2 separate regions of the Homo sapiens genome follow, and region 2 is linked to region 1. Evidence: read pairs that join two places in POLR2A ChIA-PET (ENCODE). Cell type or tissue: Panc1. All regions are shown on one strand.

Evidence for each region. ChIA-PET counts read pairs that join two places held together with the same protein. Peaks named below come from ENCODE experiments on the same cell type or tissue, not always from the same donor. Only the 100,000 strongest peaks of a DNase experiment are listed, where the experiment ranks them.
Region 2: POLR2A ChIA-PET joins it to region 1 with 6 read pairs; 3 of 35 experiments call an interaction of 5 or more read pairs at or near these places.

What each region holds. Positions count from the first base shown.
Region 1 is chr1:27,306,983-27,310,982 of GRCh38, forward strand. It overlaps WDTC1 (WD and tetratricopeptide repeats 1), which reads left to right. Exons shown (of 16, transcript NM_001276252.2): 16 at 1-1,654. Among named protein-coding and RNA genes, the nearest start is that of TMEM222, 13 kb to the right of the region's middle. RefSeq lists enhancers at 274-799, 800-1,325, 1,326-1,850. In Panc1, no CTCF peak of the experiment used is centred here; no DNase peak of the experiment used is centred here.
Region 2 is chr1:27,072,694-27,076,693 of GRCh38, forward strand. No RefSeq gene overlaps it. Among named protein-coding and RNA genes, the nearest start is that of TENT5B, 62 kb to the left of the region's middle. In Panc1, no CTCF peak of the experiment used is centred here; a DNase peak (open chromatin) is centred at 1,916.

The sequences.
Region 1 (4,000 bases):
ACCCTCGCTCCTCTCCTGGCTACTAGCTCTGGCCCTGCACCTACTCTCACTGGCCACCTCTGGAGGCTCTGCCTTTCCCAAGGGCCCTGGCAGAGGGTGGGGCACTGCACCTTACCCCACCCATCCATGCCAGCACTTCTGCACTACGGCCATTCTCCTCTTGGGCGCTCCTCAGCCTCACTGTGACCTTTCTGCCAGAGCTCCCAGCCAGGCCTACTCTGCTGAGGTGGCGCTTCCTGCTAAGGGCCCTTCTCTGCCCTTTCTGCCCTCCTTCCCATCCCACATGCTGAGCCGCCACAAAGACCAAAGAAGTGATGGCTTTTCTCTGTCCCCTGCTGCTCTGAGGGGAGAGGGGTGGGTCTCCTGAGCCACTCAGATGGGAAAGTCCCTTACTCGGCCCCTCCCTCCCCAGCAGCCCCAAGCTTTACACTGGATGCAGCGATCAACCCACCACTCACCAGGCCTCTCCTCCCCTCTGCCCCCGGCTCTTAGCTCCAGCTGCTCCAGGTAGTTGGTTCATCCTTCCCCCTCTCTCCCTCCCTGCTTCCCCTTCAGTGCTTACTTGGCTCCAGCCCTCCAGCTGCAGCCCCTGGGGAAAAGCAGCCTCCCTTCTCCTCTCCCTCCACTCCCTCGCTCCCTCCCTCAGCCCCTGTCTCTGCCAGGTGCCTCCTCTCAGTCAGGCTTCAGAGCAGCCCTGGAGACAGGAGGGCCATGTTAAAAGCTTTTTCACAGTTTTAAGAAGACAAGTGGAGGGTGAGGATAGTGGTGGGGGGTCTGGCACCATCTCATTGCTTTAATCCCAGCAACACAGGTGGCAGCTTCTCCCCCTTCCTTCCCACCCCAGTCCCTCTTCCCACCCCTCTCTTCTAGCTTGGTAATGAAGTATATTTATTGGTGAAGGAAACAGCTGCTGCTGCTTCTCCTGCTGCTGGGACCTGCTCCCCTGTCTCTTCTCCGTGACCTTTCTCTAGCCAGGGAGAAGGGAGAGCAGGAGTATTGGGGCTGGGCCCTGGGGCCCAAGGACCAGCTGGGTCCCCTTTGCTTTCTTGTGTTCCAGCCACCTGCCATTTCCTCCCTGCCTCCCACCCTCCCTCCCTGCCCCCTGTCCTGCTTCCCACCCCCTGCCTGCCCAGCCTGGGCCCTGCAGTGTGGAGAGACACATAAGCCTTACTGTCCTCTGGGGGCAGGAGCCGAGCCTTTTTGTTGCTCCGCTCCCAGGAGAGTGAGGGTGACGCAATTGATTAAAACCATTTTGTTCTAGGTGTGGCTGGTGGCATTTGTGGGGTGCAGATGGGTCTTGGAACCAAAGTGAGGGCACCTGGTCCCTCACCTCTGTAGCTCTATGACTTAGTAACCACACCTCTACTGGACAGAATGAGGCCTGCCTTGAAGGGTCACCGTGAGCAGCGGCCACCCAGCCCAGCAGGGCTGAGTGCAGAGCCCAGCTCTCATGGCTGTGATTTGTAATCATCAGCTTTCACTCTCTGGCTGTTTTCTCATCAGTAAAATAAGGGACTTGGAATCTTAGTGGTTTTTCAAACCATTTTACATTGTGACCCAATATACACATGATTACTTGTAGATATGTGTGTGTGTATATATATATAAAAAAAATGAACAAAAGTTTTACACAATAATATTTACCCTTGCTACATGCAGTGTACTCTGCTTACCCTTCTGTTTTATTAGGGAAAAAAATATGGCTATAACCCACTAAATTGATTTCACATATGCAAGTTTTTGAAGTGCCCTGGATTAGATAATCTCTTAGACTATAGGTTCCTGAACTTTCTTAGCTCACAGCACCATTACCATCTCAGTAATTTTTTCATGGAGCCTCTAAGCCAAAAGAAATAACAGTTCAATTTATTAAGTAGTTAAGTCCAAATCACTTAAAAAGTATTTATGTCCTAACAAGTTAGTTGCCATTTAAAAAATAATACACCTGAATTGGAAGAAACAATATTTATTTCATTCTTTTTTTTTTTTTTTTTTTTTGAGACGGAGTCTTGCTCTGTTGCCCAGGCTGGAGTGCAGTGGCATGATCTCAGCTCACTGCAACCACCGCCTCCCGGGTTCAAGTGATTCTCCTACCTCAGCCTCCCAAGTAGCTGGGATTACAGGCATGTGCCACCATGCCCAGCTATTTTTTTTTTTTTGCATTTTTATTTATTTTTTATTTTTTATTTTTTTTTTGAGACAGTTTCGTTTTTGTCGCCCAGGCTGGAGTGCAATTGTGCAATTGCGGCTCACTGCAACCTCCGCCTCCTGGGTTCAAGCGATTCTCCTGCCTCAGCCTCCCAAGTAGCTGGGATTACAGGTGCCCGCCACCACACCCAGCTAATTTTTTGTATTTTTAGCAGAGATGGGGTTTCACCACCTTGGCCAGGCTGGTCTCAAACTCCTGACCTCAGGTGATCTGCCCGCCTCAACCTCCCAAAGTGCTGGGATTACAGGTGTGAGCCACCGCGCCCAGCCTTCATTCTTAAACAACTGCAATTACTAATGGGATCTATGCTGCCCATTGGGCACTGAACAACTTGTTAAATTTTCTAATCAAAGCAAACACTGCTGCCTTCATTTCCTGTCCCACATTGATTTTCATTTGCTTTTTATCACAGCAACCACTAAAGACCCAGCTTCTTTTTTTTTTTTTTTTTTTTTTTTGAGGCGGAGTCTTGCTCTGTTGCCCAGGCTGGAGTGCAGTGGTGCGATTTCGGCTCACCGCAAGCTCCACCTTCTGAGTTCATGCCATTCTCCTGCCTCAGCCTCCTGAGTAGCTGGGACTACAGGCAGCTGCCACCAGACCTGGCTTATTTTTTATGTTTTTAGTAGAGATGGGGTTTCACCACGTTAGCCAAGATGGTCTCGCTCTCCTGACCTTGTGGTCCACCCGCCTCGGCCTCCCAAAGTGCTGGGATTACAGGCATGAGCCACTGCGCCCGGCCAAGACCCAGCTTCTTAAAGATGACATCATCAAAAGGATTGTGGCATAATGTAATAATGGAACTGTGAACTACCTTGAGCTAATAGTTCTCTCATTAGCCAAAGATGTTGAATATCTTTCAAAATATCCTACTTTGCCCCCTGTGAATTTGCTGTGGGTGCCCTCAGGCACCTTGATGCACAGTTGGGGAACTATGGTTTAGTCTGTGGGAATAGCAGTTCCACTACTGAAACTACTGAGAGGTCCTGCCGGAAACACAATAGGTGGTATTATAAAACAGATACTGTGGGCTGGTATCATTCCTCTGTGTACCCAAATTAACGTCTGCAGAAGCTTCTTGAAGGCATTTCCAGACCAGACAAAGGAAGGACAATGTTCCAGACCAGGGAGTAGTGCAGAGTCTCAGGTTCCTTCATGAACCCTGAGTGACTCCATCTGGCTGGATTGTAGAGGGTAGACTGGAGGAGCAGTCAAACTGAAGGACTTCCTATGGCTGGTGAGAGACCACAGACTCAATCCTGTAGGCAAGGGAGGCATTGGAAGACTTCACGAGGGTCTCCATTTCATTTGGAGTTGGTACTCCATTTTTTAAAAAATTAATAGCCTTTACTTTCTAGAGCAGTTTTAGGCTTACAGAAAATTGAGCAGATAGTATAATGAGTTTCATATAACCCTCTTTCCCCAGCTCAATTTTCCCAATTATTAACATCTTGCATTAGTGTGTTGTTGTAATTAATGAACCAATATTGATACATTATGATAACTGAAGTCCATAGTTTACATTACGGTTCACTCTTTGTGTTGCAAAGTTCTATGGGTTTTGACAAATGCATGTCTCGTATCCACCATTACATTGTCATACAGAATAGTTTCACTGTTCTAAAAGCACCTTGTCCTCCACGTATTCAGCCCTCATTAGCATCCCCCCAAAAAAGTACTTAGGAATAAATCTAACAACATATGTACAAGGTTTGTATGAGCAAAACTACAAAACTGATAAAAGAAACCAAGGAAGATCAAGTAAATGGAGAGATGGTCCATGTTCACGGATAG
Region 2 (4,000 bases), 230 kb before region 1:
GGCACGGGGGCAGGCAAGGGGGCAGGCAAGGGGGCAGGCACGGAGGCAGGTATGGAGGCAGGTATGGAGGCAGGCATGGAGGCAGGCATGGGGGCAGGCATGGGGGCAGGTACGGGGGCAGGTACGGGGGCAGGCACGGAGGCAGGCACGGAGGCAGGTATGGGGGCAGGCATGGGGGCAGGCATGGGGGCAGGCATGGAGGCAGGTATGGGGGCAGGCACGGAGGCAGGTATGGGGGCAGGCACGGAGGCAGGCATGGAGGCAGGCATGGGGGGCAGGCATGGAGGCAGGTATGGAGGCAGGTATGGGGGCAGGCATGGGGGCAGGTAAGGAGGCAGGCATGGAGGCAGGTAAGGAGGCAGGCATGGGGGCAGGTATGGGGGCAGGCATGGAGGTTTTGCCCAGCTTCTCCAGTACGACCTTCCCTCACCAAAGCCAACCTGGTTGCCATCACCTCTGAGTGGCCACACCTGAGCCCTTGTGGCTCAGCCAGCCAGCTGGTGACTGCCTGGTTACACAAACATTTTCCTTCATGGAAGACAGCAATTTGTCCTCCTTCGATGGATCCTTGTTGTCGAGCTGGACTTGCGTTTCCATCCTCCCTCTGCACTTCCAATCAGGGTCTCACTGAAGGGCACCTGTTGGGTGTCCTACAGGACATTGCCTCCTGCCGAGAAGCTCATGCTTCTGTGAAGGCTGCAGAGGTGTGAAACAGTGGGCCAGGCCAGACACAGTGGCTCTCGCCTATAATCCCAGCACTTTGGGAGGCTGAGGCAGGTGGATCACCTGAGGTCCGAGGTTCAAGATCAGCCTGGCCAACATGGTGAAACCCCATCTCTACTAAAAATATAAAAATTAGCTGGGCATGGTGGCAGGTGCCTGTAGTCCCAGCTACTCAGGAGGCTGAGGCAGAAGAATCACTTGAACCTGGGAGGTGGAGGCTGCAGTGAGCCGAGATCATGCCACTGCACTCCAGCCTGGGCAACAGAGTGAGACTCCATCTCAAAAACATAAAGAACAAAAAAACCAACAACAACAACAACAACAATGAACAGTGGGCCGGTCCCTGTGGGGCTCATTGGACTTTCCTTATACCCATGACCCTGGGTTAGGTGGTCTCTGCATGGTGAACTGCCCTGGCAGCCAAGTCACACCACCTTGGAAGCCTGCAGATCTGCAGAAGGGGGCATATGCTCTGTGCCAGTAACAACATGTGATACGGCCGGGTGTGGTGACTCCGTGACTGAAATCCCAGCACTTTGTGAGGCCAAGGTGGGAGGATTGCTTGAGCACAGGAGTTTAAGACCAGCCTGGGCAATGTAGTGAGACCCCGTCTCTAAAAAAAAAAAAATTAGCCAGGTGTAGTGGCACACACCTGTAGTCTCAGGTACTTGGGCAGCTGAGGTGGGTGGATCACCCGAGCCTATAAGGTCAAGGCTGCAGTTAGCCATGATCACACCACTGCACTCCAACCTGGGCGACAGAGCAAGACCTTGTCTCAAAAAAACACATGATGCTGTTTCTCCTGGAGTCAGTGTCCATGGGTCTGGGAGCCAGTGCAGGGAGTGGCACATCCTTGGTCCTCAGGGGAGGACTGGATCCATCAGGAGGTTAAAAAATGATTCCTCTGAAGTGGAAGCTGAGACTGTCACCACCACTGAGAAAACAGATGATAAAATATGAGTCATTATGGTGTGACCCTGAGTCTCAAAGGGAAATGGAAGCTGCTGTTGAGCAGAGATAGGGAGGATCTGAAGAGCCCAGGGTGGGGTGGGATCATCTGAGATGCGTCCTGGTTCCCCCATGCCCAGTGGTGAAGTCAGTGGAGAAACCTCACCCTTGATGGGCAAACACACAAGGGTTCAGGTTCTTCCTGAATAAAAGTCTGTGTCCTGAATGAATCCTCTAGCTGCAGTGCCTGTGCTGGCTAAATGCAAAAGGAACTTAGGTAGAGCTGGAGAGAAATACTGCCCTCGGGACCAACAGGATGGGAAGCCCCTTGGTGGGGCCTGTGGAGGGACTTGGGGGCTGGCCTGGAGCAGTCAGAGGGAGCCTGGCCAGACTCGTCCAACCCCTCCTGGAGTCACCCATGACCCCAAGTCCTTCCAGCCTTTCTTTCCTCCTTCTCCAGCCCCAGGGGCCTGGCTCTCTCTTTCTGTAGGAAAGGACAGGGCCATTGGCCCTAGATAATAGTTTGGTCTGGTTCCTTCTTTCCAGAGAACCCTACTACCTTGAGGAGGACGCCCCACTGCCCCTTTCAGAAGTGGCACCGAGTGGTGTCAGAGCCTGGGTCTATAGCCTACTGCCTGGATTCCTGTTCCAGCTTCCAGCACAATCACTTACTAGGATTGTGTGTGTGCACATGGCTGTGCATGTGTGTGCCCAAGTGCAAGTTACTTAGCCTTTCTATGGCCTTAGTTTCCTCCCCTATAAAGAAAGAAAAACACCATCTAATTATTATTATTTGAGTCAGAGTCTCGTTCTGTGACCCAGGCTGTGCGGTGGCGTGATCTCAGCTCACTGCAACCTCTGCCTCCCAGTTCAGGTGATTCTCCTGCCTTAGCATCCGAGTAGCTGGGATTACAGGCACACGCCACCATGCCCAGCTAATTTTTATATTTTTAGTAGAGATGGGGTTTCACCATGTTGGCCAGGCTGGTTTTGAACTCCTGACCTCAGGTGGTCCGCCCACCTCGGCCTCCCAAAGTGCTGGGATTACAGGCATGAGCCACCGCGCCCTGCCAAATTCTTGAGTTGTTGTCAAAATTAATTGTAGAACTAAAGCCATACAGCTTCTAGAAGAAAACCGGAGAAAATCTTAGCAACCTGGGGGTAGGCAACGCTTTCTTTCTTTTGTTCTTTTTTTTTTTTTTTTTTTTTTGAGATGGAGTCTTGCTCTGTTGCCCAGGCTGGAGTACAATAGTGGGATCTCAGCTCACTGCAACCTCCACCTCCGGGTTCAAGCTGTTCTCCTGCCTCAGCCTCCTGAGTAGCTGAGATTACAGGCGCCCACCACCACACCCAGCTGATTTTTGTATTTTAGAAGAGACGGGGTTTCACCTTGTTGGCCAGGCTGGTCTTGAACTCCTGATCTCAGGTGATCTGCCCACCTCGGCCTCCCAAAATGCTGGGATTACAGACATGAGCCACCGAGCCCGGCCAGCAACTGTTTCTTAGACTGGACACAGAAAGCAATAACCATTAAAAAATGATAAATTTGACTTCATCATAATTTCAAACTTCTATCATCAAAAGTCATCACTAGGCCGGCCACGGTGGCTCACGCCTGTAATCCCAGCACGTTGGGAGGCCGAGGCAGGTGGATTGCTTGAGGTCAGAAGTTCGAGACCACCCTGGCCAACATGGTGAAACCCTGTCTCTACCAAAAATACAAAAATTAGCTGGGCGTGGTGGCGCACATCTTGTAATCCTAGCTATTTGGGAGGCTGAGGCAGGGGAATTGCTTGAACCCAGGAGGCGGAGGTTGCAGTGAGCTGAGATCGTGCCACTGCACTCCAGCCTGGGTGACAGAGTGAGACTCTGGCTCAAAAAAAAAAAAAAAAAAAAGTCATCACTGAGAAAATGATTAGACAAGCCACTTTGCTTGACAAAAGATTTGTTTCCAGAATATAAAGAACTTCTTTTTTTTTTCTTTTTTTTTTACAATCTTGCTCTGTCACCCAGGCTGGAGTACAGTGGCATGATCTCAGCTCACTGCAGTCTCTGCCTCCCGGGTTTAAGCGATTCTCATGGCTCAGCCTCCCAATTAGCTGGGATTGCAGGTGTGGTCTGCAATGCCTGGCTAATATTTGTATTTTTATTAGGTTGGTGCAAAAGCAATTGTGGTTTTTGTCATTTGTAAGTAATGTAACAGTAGAGACAGGGTTTTGCCATGTTGGCCAGGCTGGTCTCAAACTCCTGGCCTCAAGTAATCTGCCTACCTCGGCCTCCCAAAGTGTTGGCATTACAGGCATGAGCCACCGTGACTGGCCAGAATATA